Regions from separate parts of the Mus musculus genome. Here region 2 is linked to region 1. Evidence: chromatin contacts called from ENCODE Hi-C or POLR2A ChIA-PET data. All regions are on one chromosome and are shown on one strand. The core of a region is the stretch at or near the end of the contact, and the rest is flanking DNA. Distances in the headings are between cores, read along the strand shown. Region 1 holds the start of Nudt2 (nudix (nucleoside diphosphate linked moiety X)-type motif 2). Region 2 holds the start of Myorg (myogenesis regulating glycosidase (putative)).

Region 1 (5,527 bases), core at 1,948-4,447:
TTTATATTGCTTTTTATTTTAGACAGGGTCTCACTATGTAGCCCTTGCTGAACCAGAACTCTGTGCAAATCAGGCTGGCTTCAAACCCAGTGATTTATCTGCCTCTGGAGTGCTGGGATTAAAGGCATGCCACCATGCCTGGCTTAATTCATACCCGGTAGACAATAAGGACTACTGGTTTTAGGTGGAGTGTATTTTGGTCAGACTGACATTTTACAAACTCATTTCGGCAGTAAGTAAAGTGGAGAAGAAACTGGAAGAAAAGACCGCAGGCAAAAAGACATGTTACAAGCTTATTTCCATCTTTTTAAAAAACATGCATTGGTATGAGGAGTCGGGTCTCCTGGAACTGGAGTTACAGACAGTTGTGAGCTGCTGGAAGAGGGGTCTGGTTTGGGTAACTGGGTAGAAAAGGAAGAAGTTACCTATTTCTTTTTGAACTGAGTTGAATTTGAAGTGCTATAGACTACCTACAAGGCAAATGAAAACTGGGTCTTGAGTTTAGTGATATCTCATTCTTCGTTTCCTAAATCCAGTATTTTCTATTAGAAAAAGAATTGCTTTGATCATAGATATTCCAACAACCCATGTGTTAAGGAGTTTTATGTCAACTTGACACAAGCTAGGCTCCCTGGAGAGGAGGGGTGTCCTGACCAACAGGACCTAGTTATTCGTGGGTACGAGGGGAACCACAAACCTGCAAGAGAAATGGGCAGGAAAAAGGAGAGAGACCAAGGAGGATTCCTGTCAAGGTCTGTTTAATGAAGGCTAGGAGCCTGATTATAAGCACACAGTGAGAGAAAATAGGGAGGGGTCGAGGGGGAATTAACAAAGAACAAAGACATCTGGGGACATGAAGGCTGAATTCTGACTGTAGGCAAGAGGCACCCTGAGTCTTATCTCAGGAATGTAGAATCCTCCTTAACAGCCCGGGGTGTCAAGCTGGGCTCAGCACATAACTCAGGTCCTTAGAAGTCTTCGGAGTCAGGAAGAGATAAGGAAGAGGAGACTATAATTCAAATTTCTAGGGTCTAGGTGCCAGGAAGGGATAGGGAGGAGGAGGTGACCGGCTCCTAACACAAGGCCATTTGACTTATTAGGGTGGGAAACTGCGAAAGGCTTACTTTCTCACGGTATGGTCTCCAACAGAGGGGGCCTCAAGTTTAGAAAATGCTTCTATGAGACTGGGCTGTAGGCAAACCTATAGGGCATTTTCTTAGTGATTGATGTGGATGGCCCACTGTGGGTGGGGCCATCCCTGCACTCAGGGTCCTGGGCTCTATAAGAAAGCAGGCAGAGCAGCCACAAGGAGCAAGCCAGTAAGCAGCACGCCTTCACAGTCCCTGCATCAGCTCCTGTCTCCAGATTCCTTCTGACAACGAACAGTGATAAGGATGAGTAAGCCAAACAAACCCTTTCTTCCTCAAGTTGCTCTGGGTCAGTTTCCTCACAGATGTTGTAACCCTGACTAAGACGAGCCACTTTCCCTGAATTTGGGTGCATTTACCTGTCTAATCACCCCCTTTCCTATCTGGTATTCCAAATATTTTCACCCTCTTTCAGTTCAAAACAGTACAAGATAGAAAAGTATACCTGACACTGCTGTGAAAGAAACTTAGCCACTCAGGTCAGGTTGTTACCTGAAAGACAGGTCCTCATTTGTAAAGTGACTCTAACGTGTATTTCTCATTGTTGAGAGTTTAAAGTATGTGTAGACAGACATGAATACATGCCAGTCACTCTTATCTTGTATTATAATAGGCCACCTGAATGCTTCTCTGTATTATACTGGCAGTCAACTCTTTCTAATAGTTGAATCAAGAATTTCCCCACCTCTGTGTCATAGTCCTGTCTCTCCTGGAACTCAGAGATCCTCCAGCCTCTGTTAGGAATAAAGACATGCACTATCATTTTTATATTTTTCAGGAAACAGCTGATAAACAGTGTTCACACTAAGTATTAGTAATTTTTAAAGATCAACAAGATTAATTCCCTTTAATATATTGTCAATTTTCTCTTTTGAATACTGTATTTCCTTATTAGTAAGAATTACATTTATTCTTTAACTGATTAGTGATTTACTTTTGTTTATGTCTTGTGTGTCTGCCAGTTGTGTGTGGTATGTGGGTGCCTGAAGAGTCCAGAAGAGGGCCATGGATGCCCTGGAGCAGGAGTTGGGAGGCTACTGTGAGCCACTTGGCATGGATGCTGGGAAATGAACTCAAATTTCTCTGGAAGAGAGGTTAAGGGCTCTTAACCACTGAACCATCTCTCCAGGCCCCCGAATCGCTCATTTTTGAGCTAAAAACGAGCACTCCATTAAAGTACATATGAAGCTGCACACATGCTGGCTACTGGATTTGTTCCTACTATGCTGGTGGTTCCTTTTTGACCTGAGAGGCTAGGCCTGGCCAAGCATTTTTTCCCAATAGTCTTTGCAACCCGTTGAAGCATTACTATTATTTTTCACAAAAGGAAAAAAAAAATAAAACTATGGTTCAGAAATATTTTTGAGTAGTTAATCAAATGCAGACACGTCCAATTTCTAACATCATTAAGCTTAATTGCCACTGGACATTAGAACATTTCTGCATTGGCAACTTGACTCTTCTCGATTTAAGCTGTTTCGCCTTTTTTTCTTAAGACGGGAATCTTGTGACTTTCTATCTCTGGGGGCTAAAGAGCACCTGTCACTCTTCCAAAAGATTGGGGTTCGGTTCCCCGGAACCTATACCAGGTGGCCCACACAACGTTTAACTCCAGCTCCTGGGATCCGACGCCTTCTGGATTCTGAGAGCATCTGCACGCACGTGGCGCGCATAGACAGACACAGACACACACACACACACACACAAGTAATAATTTTTACCAAACGTAAGATCTTTTGGAATGCAGGCAGGGTTTAATCGATAACTACAAAGCAAGCCTAGGGAGAAGATATGATTGGCCCGCTAAGTCCCAAAGGTGAATCTCTCTGCCTCTGGGATTCTTCCGACCCACGCCCTCACCACTGAACCTAGTCCTCTCTGGTGCACAGAGATAAACCGAGGTCCCGCGAGTGGATGGGGCCTGGCCTACACGCGCCTCACTGCCAGCTCCGTCCCCGCAGCAACAGGTCAGGAGCCCGCGACACTCCCCACGCCCCCCAGCCCCACAGCACTCACCCGTAGCCCAGAGGCAGGAGGCGGTCCTCGAACGGAGACGTAGCGCGCCAGCCAATCAGAAGAGCCCGGCTGCACTTCAGACGAGCCACAGAATTGGGCATCAGGCGCTTCCACCCGCCCCTGAGGCGTGGTTTTTTGGCTGGGACCGTCGCGAGATCTGCCTCAAGCTGAACCATTGGTGGAGAATGAACCGCCCCCTTCCCCTTCTGATTTCTGATTGGCCTTTTAGAGGAGAGGTGACAGGCTCTGTGAATGACCATTGGTCGGTGCTGCGGGACCGCGGGCGGGCGGGCGTCGGCGCGCGCGTTCGAACTGGCGCTTGTGGCGTTGCCATGGGGATGTGGCCTGGCGGACACCTAAGGCGGGTTGACCGGACGCTCTGCTAGCCCGGCCTTAGGGCTTTCTCCTCACCGCACTATTTCTTCGGTCCTCCCTGAAAACTGACTGAGGAGGAGCCGGGATTGCCCTGAGGTGAGAAACGGTGGCTTTAGCTTGAGCCCAGGCTCTGCGCCTGCGCGGGAGCGGGTGCTCCTGTCTGCGAGCGGCGCGAGCCGAGACCGGTATTTGCGGGGTAACTAGAACTTGGCTTCTCGGGTTCTTCGAGGGTTCTCGCGCTCTCTCACGTTTCATCTCCCTGTCTACCGCCTCTTCAGCAATTACCTCGACCACCACCAGCTTTGAGGCTTTTCTGAGTACCCCAAAGGCCTCTTGCCTTTGAGACACGCTCTTCAGAGCGCTTCGATTGGACTTTCGGTTGTTTTGTGAACTTCCGCAAACCTCATTCTCCTTTTTTCTCATATAATTTTGACCTCTGAGATAAGACAAGCCTTTCCACAGCGTCTTACGCATATTAGTTTTTTGTTTGTTTGTTTTGTTTTTTTAAGGAAATATTTGTTCAGTTGGCTTTCACTCACTACAAATAGATTCAGTTATCTTTCTGCCTTGTCCCATTCAAAGTCGATTTGGGGGCAGGTGGAAGAGAGAGGACACCCTAATCTCATATACAAGAGACAGAAAATTCAGCGTTGGCGTTCCCACGTTGGGGGCAGGAAGACCTGCTCAGTGTGGGTGGCAACATTCCCAAGGCAGGGAATTCTGAGCAGTAATAGAGTGGAGAAAGCAAGCTGACCGCTAGCATACATACATTACTTCATTATTTACTGCTTTTCTTTTTTTAAGTTTTTGTTTGTGTGGCTTTTGTTTGTTGGTTGGTTTTGAGACAAAGTTCTCAATCAGAGAGACGTGCTCTCTCCACATTGTAGTCTGGCCTACAAGTACCTCTTCTCAAACCCCTAAATGTATTTGCTTATAACAGGCCATTCTGTCCTTATATGCCCGAGGATTTCCTCTTGTTGTTTACTGACCACCAACTATCGTAACATTTTATCTGTGCTTTGGAAACTGAAATCAATTATTTGACTTTGAGTTTTTTTCACTTAACAGTGTGTGTGTATGTGTGTGTGTATATGTATATGTGTGTGTGTGTATGTATGTGTGTGTGTGAGCACTCAAGTGAAGGTCAGAGGACAACTTTGAGGAACTGGTTCTCATTTTCCATGTTTTTTAAGCAGCTTGTTTCTGCTGCTGCAGTGCATACTCCAGGATATTTCTATCTTACACACACACACACACACTTACTTCTCCCTAGGAGTGCTAGGGTTACACATGTGCAGTACCACATGTGACCTTTTATGTGGGTTCTAGGCATTGAATTTGAACCATTAGGCTTATTATAGGTTATGTGCATTTACCTACCAAGCCATTTCCTTGACCTTTATTTCAGGTGGTTGGTTGGTTGGTTGGTTGGTTTGTTTGTTTAATTTTATTTGTGTACTGGCTAGTTTTGTGTGTCAACTTGACACAGGCGCGAGTTATCACTGAGAAAGGAGCTTCAGTTGAGGAAATGCCTCCATGAGATCCAGCTGTACGGCATTTCCTGAATTGGTTATCAAGGGGGGAGGGCCCCTTGTGGGTGGTGCCATCTCTGGGCTGGCAGTCTTGGTTCTATAAGAGAGCAAGCTGAGCAAGCCAGGGGAAGCAAGCCAGTAAAGAACATCCCTCCATGGCCTCTGCATCAGCTCCTGCTTCCTGACCTGCTTGAGTTCTGGTCCTGACTTCCCTTGGTGATGTACAGCAGTGTGGAAAGTGTAAGCAAGCTGAATAAACCCTTCCCTCCCCAACTTGCTTCTTGGTCATGATGTTTTGTGCAGGAATAGAAACCCTGACTAAGACAATGTGTATGAATGTTTTGCCTGTATGTTTGTGTACCTTGTATGTGTGCAGTATGAAGGAAACCAAAAGAGGGTGTTGGATTCTCTACAGCTGTAGTTATAGACAGTTGTGAGACTCCATGTGGGTGCTGG
Region 2 (5,527 bases), core at 1,091-3,590, 38 kb before region 1:
ATGGTTGGTAGAGGCCCGAAAACCGCCAAGAGGCCAGGCTTGACAGATTGAGTTGAAAGCTCACCTAGAGTCAATGGAATCGGGTCCCAGGGCTTTATACAAAGGGTAAGAGGTCAAGGTTGGGAAGCTGTGTCTTGGGTTTCAGAAACTCAGCAGCAGAACTTGAGGTCAGTGATCGGTCAGTGTCAGAGATAAAACGCTGAGATAAGGTTAACGAAAACTGGAGTGACTCATCTCTCCTTGCAGATGGGACACAAGTCACTTCAAGAAGACTGGTGGTTCCCAGAGAAACAACTATGTAGTCCATCCTGAGTTTGTGTCTGAGACCTGTCCTGTCTACCCTTCCTAGTAAAGCTTTGACCAGGCCAAGGGAGGAAGTGGCTCAATAAACTCTTCACCACAAAGACTGCTTGCTGTGTCCTTACTTGGAAAGATCTGTATGAGATAAGGAAACCCACCCCCAACCATTTCAGACACGCCCGAGTGACCCACCTCCTGATAGATATATCAGCAATCCAGCTGGCGTCCTCTCCATCACCACAGAGATGAGTTCCCCTAACCATCCAGATCTTTCTACTTGAAGACCCTTTAGCTGTCATTATACCCACAAACATAGATTCCTCTCACATCTCAGATCCCAGATCTCCATTACAGCCTCCCAAATGCTCCCTGTGCTCAGAAATGTTTGCTGCCCTCCCCCTTCCAAGTCTAAGAGCTACCAAACATCATTTTGGAAGAATTCATGATCAAGAAACTTCACATTGTAACAGAAAGTTCTGCTCTGTCCTGCAAGGGAGGGGGTGGGGTTAGGAGGGGGGGGCGGTTATTCTAGAATCTCTAGGGGGTTAGTGTTTTCCCATTTTCTTGCACCACTGCTCCCTCTAGGGGAAAGAACATGGCATGGCACAATCATTTCTAACTAAAGGTTGTCACTAATAGAAGGAGCTACACGTTATATTAGGGTATAGTGGGCATTGCAAAATACCGAGCAGAAACTGGGGTACTGCTAGTCTGGTCCTGAGTGCTGAGAACTGACAGTTCGGAACATAGGCTCTTTGGGTCTACAGGATCCCTCCAAGGCGTTCTTGACTGGGGTATTGACAGTGGGAAATGGGAGCACAGGTCATCCCAGAGTTTTTAAAGCCATTTTTACACTTTATCCATAACACGTGGAGATGAGAGGCCAACTTGAGGGAGTCTACCCTCTCCTTCCCAGCCTGGGGGTTCCAGAAATCCAACTTGGGTCAGTGAGCTTGCTTTATCTGCTTTCTATTTTCCAACCCTGTGCCAGTTCTTAAAAGAATACAGCTCCCCAGACCTTGAGGGAACAGATTCCTGAAGACTCCTGTCTTAGTCACTGTTCTATGGCATGGTGAAGAGACGCCATGACCATGGCAATTCTTTTTTTTTTTTTTTTTTTTGTTTTTTTTTGTTTTTTTTTTTTTTTTTTTTGGTTTTTTGAGACAGGGTTTCTCTGTATAGCCCTGGCTGTCCTGGAACCCACTCTGTAGACCAGGCTAGCCTTGAACTCAGAAATCCGCCTGCCTCTGCCTCCCGAGTGCTGGGATTAAAGGCGTGCGCCATCACGCCCGGCCATGACCATGGCAATTCTTATAAAATAATTTAATTGGGGTTTTACTTACAGTTCCAGAGGTTAGTCTGTGATCATAGCAGAGCATAGCAGCAGGAAGGTATGGTGGAGAAGCAGTTGAGAGTCCTCCCTTCTGATCTATAGGCAGAGGACTCTGAGCCTGGAATAGGCTTTTAAAAAGTCAAAACTCACCCCCAGTGACATACTTCCTCCAACAAGGTCACACTTACTCGAACAAGACCATGACTCCTAATCCTTGTAATCCTTTCAAAGAGTGTCATGCCCAGGCCCTAAGCATTCAAATATATGAGTCTGTGGGAGCCATTCGTATTCAAACCATCACAGATACGTCTTCCCCCCTTGCCTTGCTGTGCTCTTATACACATAGCAATCCTAGCATGGCGTTGCAAGAACCCTAACATTCAGCAAGAACCCCAACAATCAGCCACTCCTTCCTTCGGAACTACATCTCCCATAAGGCCTGGGGATGAGCCAGGCTAGCAATGGTCTGGCAAGGGCGGCGCCTGAGGCGGGAGGTGGAATCAAGCTAGAGGCGGGCCCAAAGGGCAGATCTGGGGCGGTGAGAAGAAAGTCTGTGCAAGGCACGCAGAGTGGGGGAGGGGCTGAGCGCCAGGGGTGGGGCTGGAGTCCCAGGCCTGAAACCACATTGGACGGCTGGGAGTGGCCTAGTAGCCGGAGGGCGGGGCGCAGGAGGGGCTCCACGGTGCCCAGCCAGGCAGCAACCCGCAGGGCTGTGGCTGATCAACTCCTGCTAGCGTAGAAAGATCAGCCGGAGGACCCTTCTCCCTTTCTTCCGTGTGGCGGTCACTGAGGTAGGTGAACCTAGTGGGAAGCCTTTGGGTCCCAGTGAGGGTGGTGAGTTTTCTAAGGAGCACACAGTTCCTGAACTTGCTCTAGTTGGTGGAGCGTCCCTGGACACCTGAACCCCTCCTCAGGCCAGAGCTTCCCAGCGGGCTACGGGCTCCTTGCCCTTCCCTCTGCCCCTTTGGATCGTGTGGGGTGTGGGGCCACCGGTGGGTGTGAAGTATTCCAGGCTGTGTTAGTGCAGTTACTTGATCCTTGTGGATCCCGTCCCTGAGCAGGGGAGGGAGATGGGCAGGATCGAATTGCCTTTGACATTTCCACTCCCCTCCCAACTGTGTCCGACAAAGGCCTCTGCCTCAAGTGGCTCAGTTATGCTGAGCTGGGCCCGCCCTTAAACTGTAGGCTTGGGACTTGCAGCCAAGACTGAGGTTGAGTGTGTAGCGAACAAGAGTTTTCTTAGGCTGAGCCACTCAGCAAACCCCACCTGCTAGCCTTAGCCTGTGTTGGCCAGCTGGCAGACTCGACAGATTATAGGGGTCTAGAACGCCACTAAGACTGGAGCCACAGAGTTCCTCCCCTCGGCTACAATAGCAGATGCCATTAAATTGCCCCTTTCACACCCCTAAAACCGTCCTGATCTGCCCGAGGCAAGCTGGATCTGCCGCAGCTTTTGAAAAGACAGACCTCACCCGTCCACACCCATTCTCATGGTGGAAGGTGGAGGCAGGAGGTTTGGATCCCAGTGGGTGGCTTCTGACGAGCTGTGTTTTCCCATCTATAAAATGGACAACAGCTCGCAGTGTTGCTGGTATTGGACGCTATGGGGTCATTTGGAAGAACATGGTGAGGCCCAACCAGGTGGGTGTTTAAATCTGTGGGCGCCAGTCCTTCATCGAAACCCTAATGGGTTCTGCCTGAGTTTTGAAAGGGCTTTGGAGGATATCATGGTGAGCTTCTCAGGCTCCCGGGGGTCATAAGATAAGACCAATTTAATATGTAAGCATTGGGGCTTAGGGAGTCTTTCCTATTCAGACTCAAACCCTCTCCTCTTAACCCCTTGATGCCCAGGATGTAGCCTTGCTTATGTTGAATGAACATAAGTGTACAGTAAGCCAATTTGGGGCCCCTGTAGTCTTCTTTGGGTTCCACTCAGCTTTGAGAGTATCAGTAAAAGACACTGCTACCCAAAGGAGGAGAGGGGATCTCTAACTTGTGTTAGAGATCAGAGCGGAAGTAGAGGCTGTTCCAGACTGTGCTTGGGTAGTGACCTGAGAGATTAGAGAGCTCTAGGGGGTGCGGGGTTTGGGGGAGAGGATAAGGCAGGGAAAAGAATGGGACTGAATCGTGTCTTCTAGAACCAAAACGCTCATCTGCACCTGACATTCTTTTTCCAATTGTTTATTTTACTGTATGTGCATTAGTGTTTTGTCTGCATATATGTCTACATGAGGGTTGTCAGATTCCCCTGCAGCTGGAGTTACAATTGTGAGCTGCCATGTGGGTGCTGGGAGTTGAACTTGGGTCCATCTGGAAGAACAGCCAGTGCTCTCAACCACTGAGCCATGTCTCCAGCCCCCTTGACATTCTCCTTTGAAGATTTATTTATTTTTATTTTATGTGTATGAGTATTTGCCTGTGTGTATGTGCACTCTGTGTGTGTGTGTGTGTGTGGTGCCTGCAGAAGCCAGAAAACAGCATTGGATCCCCTGAGACTGGAGTTACAGTTTGTGAGAAGCCATGTGGTGCTGGGATTCGAACCCCGGATCCTCTGGAAATTAAGTGCTCTTAACTGTTGAGCCATCTCTCCAGCTCCTGCACTTGGCATTCTTGACAGATTCAGCATGGGAAAGAAGGAAGAGTTCACAAAGAGCCTGAGCAGTTTATCACCTTGGAAGTTACTGGAGACAGACAGACAGACACTGGCATCTGGGAAGCGACTACTTACCATCTGCCAGTCTCTGTCTCTCCTTACCCCAGCTGGGGAGTTGGGCAACCACCGGAATGGCAGTGTCTCCCTGTGTGTGCACCTGGCAGCGCTGTTTCTTTGTTGGACTCTGCCCTGAGGGTTGAGACAGAAAGAGTTTGTGGCCTTCTCAGCAGGTTGAGACAAATCTGCCCCTGAGTCTGAGTTTTCCTGCAGACATATTTCAATGTTTAGCGTACCTTGTGTGGTCTTGTATATGGGTGGTGGGCATCTGTTGTCTGAAGAGCTGGTAGGCAGAGAGAAGGTTATCGGGCAGAATGACTGTCTCCCAAAGCAGGAGACTTGAGGATTTATGAGGGAGGGAATGAGCTTGGTAGTCTCGGGATAGGCCTGGAAGCTCAGAAAAGTAGCTGAGCTCAGATGTGGTGGCGTATGCATGAAATCCCAGCTATCTAGAGATTAGGGCAGGAGGACCACAAAATCAGAGCCACTTTTCTGGAATGCGTAAAAAAGAAGCTGAATCCATATCATGCATGCCTTGAGCTTTGGTTGCAACGGTTACAACCTCTCCCGTGGGAGCAGAGAAAAAAGATGGCATAGAGATGGACTTAGATTGATAACTTAAAGCGGGGTACAGTTTGGATGCTAAGAGGGGCAGATCAGAAAAGCAAGATCTTTCCCCAAGCTCCTGACCCAGCCGTAATGTTGGACCCCAGTCCTACCTTCTGACAAACCAGTCTCTGTGACTGAATGTGGCTTTGGGTGTCTTCTTTAATTTCCAGATATCCATCTGGCTGGTCTCAAGATCAAATTCCATGACTAAGCCGGGCGTGGTGGCGCACGCCTTTAATCCCAGCACTTGGGAGGCAGAGGCAGGTGGATTTCTGAGTTCGAGGCCAGCCTGGTCTACAAAGTGAGTTCCAGGACAGCCAGGGCTACACAGAGAAACGCTGTTCCCTTTCCTCTGGCCTTGCCTACTGACTGCACTGTTAAAGGTCTCAAAGCACTGGCTGGACCATTCGCCTTGTGTTATCAGGACGTTAGAAGAGTAAGCCCTTCTTTAGCCAGGGCTTCCTCGTCCTTCTCCAGGGCTCACTGCTTATGCTGGGATCCTGGACACAGCCTAGCTTCCCTGCCTTTAGTTTTCTACCGAGGAAGGACAGAAGCAAACTCTTTCAATTCACATG

Evidence for each region. Hi-C counts contacts between places; a loop is a spot of excess contacts on that map. ChIA-PET counts read pairs that join two places held with the same protein, here RNA polymerase II (POLR2A).
Region 2: a loop to region 1 is called in a map of left cerebral cortex, with 2.8 times the contacts of the local background. The contact joins the promoter of Myorg here to the promoter of Nudt2 in region 1. A Hi-C loop is called at or near these places in 17 of 37 maps with a recorded cell type or tissue (Patski, adrenal gland, gastrocnemius and 3 more). POLR2A ChIA-PET finds 5 or more read pairs at or near these places in 3 of 5 experiments (Patski and embryonic stem cell).

Annotation. Positions count from the first base shown.
Region 1 is chr4:41,462,818-41,468,344 of GRCm38, reverse strand. Nudt2 (nudix (nucleoside diphosphate linked moiety X)-type motif 2) reads right to left here and starts at 3,197. Exons shown (of 3, transcript NM_025539.2): 1 at 3,165-3,197. It overlaps Kif24 (kinesin family member 24), which reads left to right and starts at 3,497. Exons shown (of 13, transcript NM_024241.2): 1 at 3,497-3,635.
Region 2 is chr4:41,499,888-41,505,414 of GRCm38, reverse strand. Myorg (myogenesis regulating glycosidase (putative)) reads left to right here and starts at 2,340. Exons shown (of 2, transcript NM_001085515.2): 1 at 2,340-2,424. 1110017D15Rik (RIKEN cDNA 1110017D15 gene) reads left to right here. Exons shown (of 7, transcript NM_001253777.1): 7 at 247-406. The coding sequence ends at 349.